Regions from separate parts of the Homo sapiens genome. Here regions 2 and 3 are each linked to region 1. A link is a loop called in an ENCODE intact Hi-C map of the cell type or tissue named here. Cell type or tissue: ascending aorta. All regions are shown on one strand. Region 1 overlaps FHOD3 (formin homology 2 domain containing 3). Region 2 has its middle 13 kb from the start of FHOD3. Region 3 overlaps FHOD3 (formin homology 2 domain containing 3).

Region 1 (2,500 bases):
CAGTCCCTTGAATCACAGGACATCAGGGTGGAAAGAGTTCCCAGAGGACAGTGAATCCAGTAGGAGTTTCCCCATAGCACCCTGGGGAGCCCCTGCACACTTACATGTCTCCCCTGCTCCCGGGCTCTTTCCCCATCTCTCCTGTCTCAGCCCCAAGCCTACCTAGGTCTTGGGGGGCAGTGGATATTCAGATGACAGATGCTCAGTAAAGTGGAGGGTAAAGGGATGCATGACGATGCCAGAGACCAACGGAGGTACATAGTGCAGGTTCCTTTTTCTTAATGTGCCTTTACGAAACATAAAAACCAGGCTAGCATCTCACTTACCTCATCCATTACTGTAAGGTCAGTTCCAGGCAAAAGGCTGAAATTTTCTGGGAATCCTCCTTTAGTCACTATTTATTCTTTCTTGAACAGACTCAACGATAATAAAGTCATCTTTTTTGATATTGACAGGTCATATTTGGAACTTGTTGAAGGACTCTAGAGTGTGATTTTTTTTCATGGTTTGGATTGTTGCCCATGGATTTCTCCCATCTGTGCGTGCATTTGAGTAGCACATGGACTTCTGGCAATAGAGGGAATGGAATGAGGAAAGGATTAAGCCACAGGGCGTGCCATCATCTGGGCAGTTACACATTTCAACTGAACCCTAGTTAGGCAGATTTTTGCTGGGGGAGGAAGAAAACCAATTAGGAAGACCTCACTGAAGCCGCCCTATGTGCACAGACATGTGTGTATGTAGTCAGCCAAGCAGAGGGCACTTGGTTACTGCTCTCTAGAAGTCCACATTCCTGAGGGTCTGACTTACATGGAAGGCCAGACACATTAACTTAGCAATTTTGTTATAATTTTAAGAACCACGGGATAATCATTTCTCTTACCATCCACCTTTGTGTAAGCTCCTTGTTTTCTTGGAATTTTCTGGACCTTTAGGAAGTGCTCAGGTCACTTTTGTGCAGAAGGAGCCCTTTCTACAGCTCTACCCTGCACCCAAGCAGTTCTGAATTCCAGTGCCATCAGCCAAGAGTCTTCTGTATCCTTTCCTGAAATCTCAGTTCAGTAGGATCCACAGCCTCTTGGAAGACAGCAACCCAGGAAGCATGTTGGATCCACTTGGGCAAACTGTGGCCCACATTTTATTCATAGTATTATTTTTGAAAGTTTAAAAAAAGAGATTGCTTATTTTGTGGCTATGAGACACATACAAGCCGAATATGCTTATAGTTATGTGGACACATCAAAATTTCTTGCTAAATTCTTGAGATTTTTTACAGATCCCACTAATTTTTAAATTCTTTCTCTTAAAACATTTGGCTTTCCCAATCATAAACAGAGGTGAATGTTTCTAGAGTTTGATTCAAAAATATTTAAATTCCCATTAAAATCTGGACAGGATAGGCTTCGTCAGGATTCATTCTCAGCCTAGTCCATGTTTTTAATGGCCAAAGTGGCATCATTCATGTAGAAGGATTGCCCTCTGCTGGAACATTAGGATATTGTCCCTTAAGGAAAACTACAGCCTTGGGTTTTTCCAACTCAATTATTAAGGGCTCATTGTGCATCCAGCAGTGCCTGGGACACCAAGGAAGATGTGAGTATAAAGAAAAGCTTATATCCCAAGGACATCATAACCTGGTTAAAAATGGCATATACACAACTTAAACCACTGAAAACAAAGCCAGACAGTAGACTTAGAATCACGGACCCCCTGAACGTTGGAGCTAGAAGAGATTTTAGAGAAAACTGTTTGTAGTAAGTCACCTTGAATGTACATGCTGAATAAAATGAGGATGCAAGTGGTAACATTTAGAGATGAGAGGTCTGAGGGTAAAATCTGCAGCCCCCACGCACCAGCTCCTGAGTGCCTATCCCTCTTCTTCTCCCCGTTTCTGGGTATTCAGAAGGCTTCCTTTTCATCATCCAGGGGTCCTCCCAGGCCAGGATCACTGAGCAACTAATTCCTCATCCTGTGTACAAAGTTGGTCCTAGAGCAAATGGTGACATAGACAAGGCAACACGAGGCACCTACAGCCTTTCTGCCGCATTCACACTCGTGAGGTGGGCTGTGAGAACCCAGGCTGGTCAATCCCAGGCCTCCCACGTTGGAGGGCAGTGGTAATCCTGGGTGAGACCCTTAACCCTTCTCAATGCCAGCTTCCTCTTCTATAGAAAGGGAATGATGATTACTTTTAGGGATGTTGAGCGGGCCAATATTTTATATATGTAGCACCTTGAACATGTGTGAATTTCTGGAAAAATGCCAGCCATCCCAGGTTATATAAATAAACTGTAAGAATTTTTTAAAAGAGAGTAATGGAACAGGACTGTTGTCTCTTGTCACAATGCCATTTGGATGAGGCAGCGTGGAATGTTACGGACTGGAAGTGGTTTGTCATTTTAACTTCCAAAAGCATAGTTCATTCTCAAAACACTTCAATCTGATTTGCTGGCCTGGCCCTGTAACCTCACAGACACTCCTAAATTGAAAGTGTGTTTAA
Region 2 (2,500 bases), 470 kb before region 1:
ATGGTGATTGTGAGAAAAGAAAAGACCACAGTTCTTTTTTATAGAACAGCATCTCACTCTATCACCCAGGCTGGAGTGCAGTGGCATGATCATAGCTCACTGTAACCTCAAACCCCTTGCTCAAGTCATCCTCCCGCCCCAGCCTCCCAAAACACTGGGATTACAGGCTTAAGCCATGGGCACGGTCCCACAGTTCTCGTGTTCAGTGAGCTAGATGGCTCTTATCAGATGATCACAAGGACAATGGCGCTTTCAGGGAGGTTCGGGAGCCAGGTGTACATCTAGCAGGGACCAGGTTGGCCTGTGAGATTGAAAGGGAAGTCCCACAGATGGTCAGAGTGCCATCTCCTTGGGATGACAGAAAGCTGTCCATGAACTGGGTTCAGTGGCTCATGCCTGTAATCCCCACACTTTGGGAGCCCAAGGTGGGTGGATCACGAGGTCAGAAGATTGAGACCATCCTGGCCAACATGGTGAGACCCTGTCTCTACTAAAAATACAAAAAAATTAGCTGGGCATGGTGGCGGGCGCCTGTAATCTCAGCTACTCAGGAGGCTGAGGCAGGAGAATCACTTGAACCCGGGAGGCGGAGTTTGCAGTGAGCTGAGATCATGCCACTGCACTCTAGCCTGGGTGACAGCAAGAGACTCCATCTCAAAAAAAAAAAGAATGCTGTCCATACAGAAGCTGCCATGTCCGTTTCCACCAACAACTACCTCTGGCCTCCAGGGCCTTCAGCAAGGGAAGAGAGGAAAAGGCATTTGGAGTGTGCCACAACCTTTCAACTGCGATGAGAGACGCTAGGCACTGGAAGGCTGGCTCCAGTGATGGCATTTGTTCTTTGGAGTGACCCTCTGATCAGAAGAAGCCCTCTGGACCAACTGTGTCCCATCCTTCTCAGCTCTTTTTTATCCGAGAGGGAGGGGTAAGCTACTGAGGACAGCACAGGCTACAGGGATCCAGCGGATCCAGAGATCCACTGCTAGAACCGAATGCTGGCTAGTGCTTGAAGAGGATGCTGATACAACAAGCCATCCAAGGACACTGAAAGCAGCAGAAACCTTCACTGGGCAGGCAGTGTTCCCAGCACCTCGGATCTCCAAGAAAGGCTGAGGCTCTTCTTGCCAAGGGAAGAGTTCAGGACATCCTTGGAAGCAGAAGGAAAGCTAGGATCCATCCACCTGGCAGGCACCTTCAGCCTGTCTTTCCTTTTTGTTTTTAGTCTTTTCCCTATTCTCTTGTTTGTGCAGACAGAATTAACTTCTACATAACTCACTTTGCAAATCTCCAAATAAAAATCATGGAAAACATCATACTATATGAGCAAGTGATTGAACATCTCTAAGTCTTACTATGTCTCATCTGAAAAGCGAGGAAAACCACAGGATCTATCTTATAGAATCGAGATCAAATGAGCCAGTTTGTATTTTAGCTCAGTGCCTCAAAATAATTATGCCTGAGTAATCCAAGTCTACCACCTGCTGGCAGCATTAGGTAAGTGCAGAATTTGTTTCTTCAAGAGGCTAAAAACTGGTGCAAATTGGGTCAGCAAATCCTAAAGAGAAGAATGGCAAACATGATCACACCTCTGACCCTCTGCCTGGGTTACTGAATGGACCAGATTTCAGATGATTTTCAGTATTGATGTTGGTGTCGTTTAAAAGTTAGTTTCTGAATTATTTCTTGATCAGATTACTTAAACCTACTTTACATCGACCATTCTTTTGGGGTTCCCTATTTTTCTTAGAATTCTTTAAGGACGCTGCTTTGCATTGGTGATTTCATTAGGTAGAGTCTCTCTCTCTCTCTTTCTGAGTGGGTGTGTGACTGTATACAAAAATATATAAATATATGTACATATAGAAAACGTTTTAATATGTATAGAGATGTGTATATGTATATATAGAGAGAGTATTTTAATGCATCTATGTGGAGTGTGTGTGTACATTGAGAGAGCTTTAATATATAGTGCCCATTCTCAGCAGCAGATCTAGGTTTTGTGAGCCTAAAATGCATGCAATTTTAAAGTCATCTTTAAGGAAAAGAATACAAAATCAGGCCAGGTGCAGTGGCTGATACCTGTAATCCCAGAACTTTAGGAGGCTGAGGCAGGAGCATCACTTGAGGCCAGGAGTTTGAGACCAGCCTGGGCAATATAGTGAGACTTCATTTCTATAAAATATTAAAAATTATCTGAGTGTGACTGCATGCACCTGTGGTTTCAGCTACTCTGGAGGCTGAGGTGAGAGGACTGCTTGAGCCAGGGAGGTGGAGGTTGCAGTGAGCCAGCCTGAGTGACACAGCAAGACCCTGTCTCGAAAGAAAAAGAAAAAGAAACCCTGCAAAACAAAAAACAAACCAAAACCCAATAAAAACCCAACCCCAAACAGAAACAAACAAAGAATATAAAACCATGAATTAAAAATTAGATACAAAAAGATTGACTTGCATGAGAAGAGAAGGGGCTTTGGAAGAAGTCTGCACAGTAACAGCCCTGAGC
Region 3 (2,500 bases), 69 kb before region 1:
ATATTCAGCTTGTGGAGTGCAACATAGAATGGCCAAGGAACTTAGATTTAATTCTTAAGATGGCTGTTATGAAGCTACCAGAGCTCAACTGGATGCTAATCACCTCCAAAAGCTATTGCTTGCTTGTTATTGCTGTATTTTATTTATGGATTTTTTAAAAACTTCTCTTTCCTCAGATACTTACATTCTTTCCAACAAGTAATTAGTAGTGTTTCTGGGTGAATCCAATAATCCTATGTTTTCTGCAATCCCTGTGATTGTATTGAAGATCGATTGTATTTAATAATTTTGAAGTACAGGCTTTAAACTTTTAAAAATTCAGCTACAACCATTTTACATTTCTGAGGCAGTGCCAGTCTTTCATGATATACTGTTTATAATTTATTGGTAATTTTCTGAGTATCTAATTCTGTTACTTTCTTTTCCTGTTTGTTTGTTCTACATATTTCCATTAGCCGAGATTATTTAGACAAAAGAGAGGAGCAAAGGCAAGCAAGAGAAGAAAGGTTTGTATATTTCTTCTTTCCCATTGTAACAAATGGCATGTGACTTTGCACTGTTAACCTAGCATGCAGAGAGACTGTCGATTAAAATATAACTGCTTCACCTAAAACCTTACATAGCTGGCATTTTGCAGAACAGAGTGTACTAGTTACCTAAATTTTCCAATAAAAGTATGGAGTTGTCATTTGGTGCCATCATGGTTAAGTGTGTCTATTCCTTCAAATGAGCACGTTTATGTTAGCATAATGACATAGGGCATATATTTGAAATACCCTGCACCACCACTGCTGAGCCTGGACTACATGTTCCTAATGCATGCTTTTATGTCACATGGTCAGCACTCCTTCAAGAAATATTTTAGTATCCACACTGTGCCAGGCAGCAGCTGGGGGCACTAGATATATCTGAGACTCTTTCTGGATGTGCCTGGTCACTTACCTGTCTCCCTACTGAACTGTACTCAGCTCCTCGATGGCAGGAACAATGCCTAGATTTCCTTTATTTCCCCAGTACCCACCACAGTGCTTGGCATGTAGTTGGGACTTAGGAATAATATATGGAATCAGTAAATGAGTAAATGAACCAACAGCTTTATTTAAAATATTCAAGCTGTAAACTACTTTATTTCTTTTTTTCATTTTAAAAACTACTTCATTTATGGTACGAATCTTTGTGGTTTGTGATGCTAACTAGAAAATGCATGAATACATTTTTAAATTTCTATCCACAGAATATTTGTATACAATTTTGTAAGAAAAACATATATGAGATACATTACTTTATAAGATTAAGAAGTATGTTATTAAAATGTTGCTGTAATATTCGAACCAGCCTAGGTCATATAACAGAGCAGCTCAAAACTCTGGTGTTGATCAGTAGTATATTTCAATGGCAACATGCTTTGAATCTCAATAAAAGATACAAAGATGTTCAGTGTCTAATAAATGCAGAGAAACAGTGGAAACTGGTTTTACAAGTAGACTGGCAAAAGACAAGTTTTCACCCCCAGCTCTTTATAGCCTGCAGTTGTCCCCTCTACCACCAGGTGGGGTGACTGCATGGAGAGATGGAAAGACTGCTTTTAACACCTTTTATGCTGGAGCCAGCTGGGAACCTAACAATTTCTGGACTGGGCCAATAAGAAGTAGAATTGTGCTAATTTTCTAAACACCAGCTAAATACATCAGGACAGTCTCTGAGGCAGGGAAGAGTGGAGACTGCCTGTCTTCAATTTAAGAATTAGATGCTTAGATCAACCTCTTAAATAAAATGATGGCATTACTTTGATTCCAACATTCTATTTGATTATTGTCATCCTAATAACCAGTTGTGGCTGGCAAATCTAGAGTGAAACATGCTGCTAAAGAAATAGGAAGCTTATATTTCTCACTAGTACCTGTTTTTTACATCAGAGGGCATCACATATACTTTCACTGAAAATGCGGTTGACTTCCTGCCCAGGCATAAGGAACTAAATTTTATTATTTTAGTTCTCCCCCCAGATTCTGTACTTATTTGAGCTTTCAACAACTTGACTGTTAGGTTAAGTCCACACAGACAAGGCTTGGCAGCTCCTGGGGAGGTGGTTTAAGTGCTGTGTCAAGATCTGAACTGGCTCAGCTGACTTCAAAATTTCCCCAAACCACGGAAGTCCAGCTCTTTCTGGATATTATTTACTGCTCTTTTTTGTCCAAACAAGACTTCACTTATGTCTGGCAAACTCGTAAGAGGAGGTTGCTGCTTCTCCTCTCTCCTCTGGTTCTGCCCATAGTCTTTGCTCCCAGGCTGCCCATCAGCCTGGACACAGGAGTGTGCTCCCCAGGCCCACTGTGGGATTCTTCCCTTGAAGCCACCTCTCTGTTTACACGGAGGTCTAGGGAAGCAGGCACGCATTTTCCTTTGGTTTGGCTCAGCCATTTTTCTTGTTAGTTTTCTTCTTGAATAACCTGGTGAAGATGGGAGTTAGGGGAAATATAGACTTTCATCCCTGTTTCAA

Evidence for each region. Peaks named below come from ENCODE experiments on the same cell type or tissue, not always from the same donor. Only the 100,000 strongest peaks of a DNase experiment are listed, where the experiment ranks them.
Region 2: it touches region 1 in a loop (3-fold over the local background); 25 of 110 quality-filtered maps call a loop at or near these places.
Region 3: a loop joins it to region 1, with 7 times the contacts of the local background. A loop is called at or near these places in 80 of 110 quality-filtered maps.

The regions. Positions count from the first base shown.
Region 1 is chr18:36,755,833-36,758,332 of GRCh38, forward strand. All of the region lies in intron 25 of FHOD3 (formin homology 2 domain containing 3), which reads left to right. Among named protein-coding and RNA genes, the nearest start is that of TPGS2, 72 kb to the right of the region's middle. In ascending aorta, a CTCF peak has its summit at 1,482 (motif pointing left); no DNase peak of the experiment used is centred here; H3K27ac peaks cover 958 bases.
Region 2 is chr18:36,283,405-36,285,904 of GRCh38, forward strand. No RefSeq gene overlaps it. Among named protein-coding and RNA genes, the nearest start is that of FHOD3, 13 kb to the right of the region's middle. In ascending aorta, a CTCF peak has its summit at 1,474 (motif pointing left); a DNase peak (open chromatin) is centred at 1,490.
Region 3 is chr18:36,686,673-36,689,172 of GRCh38, forward strand. FHOD3 (formin homology 2 domain containing 3) reads left to right here. Exons shown (of 29, transcript NM_001281740.3): 16 at 456-506. Among named protein-coding and RNA genes, the nearest start is that of TPGS2, 140 kb to the right of the region's middle. In ascending aorta, a CTCF peak has its summit at 1,543; a DNase peak (open chromatin) is centred at 1,559.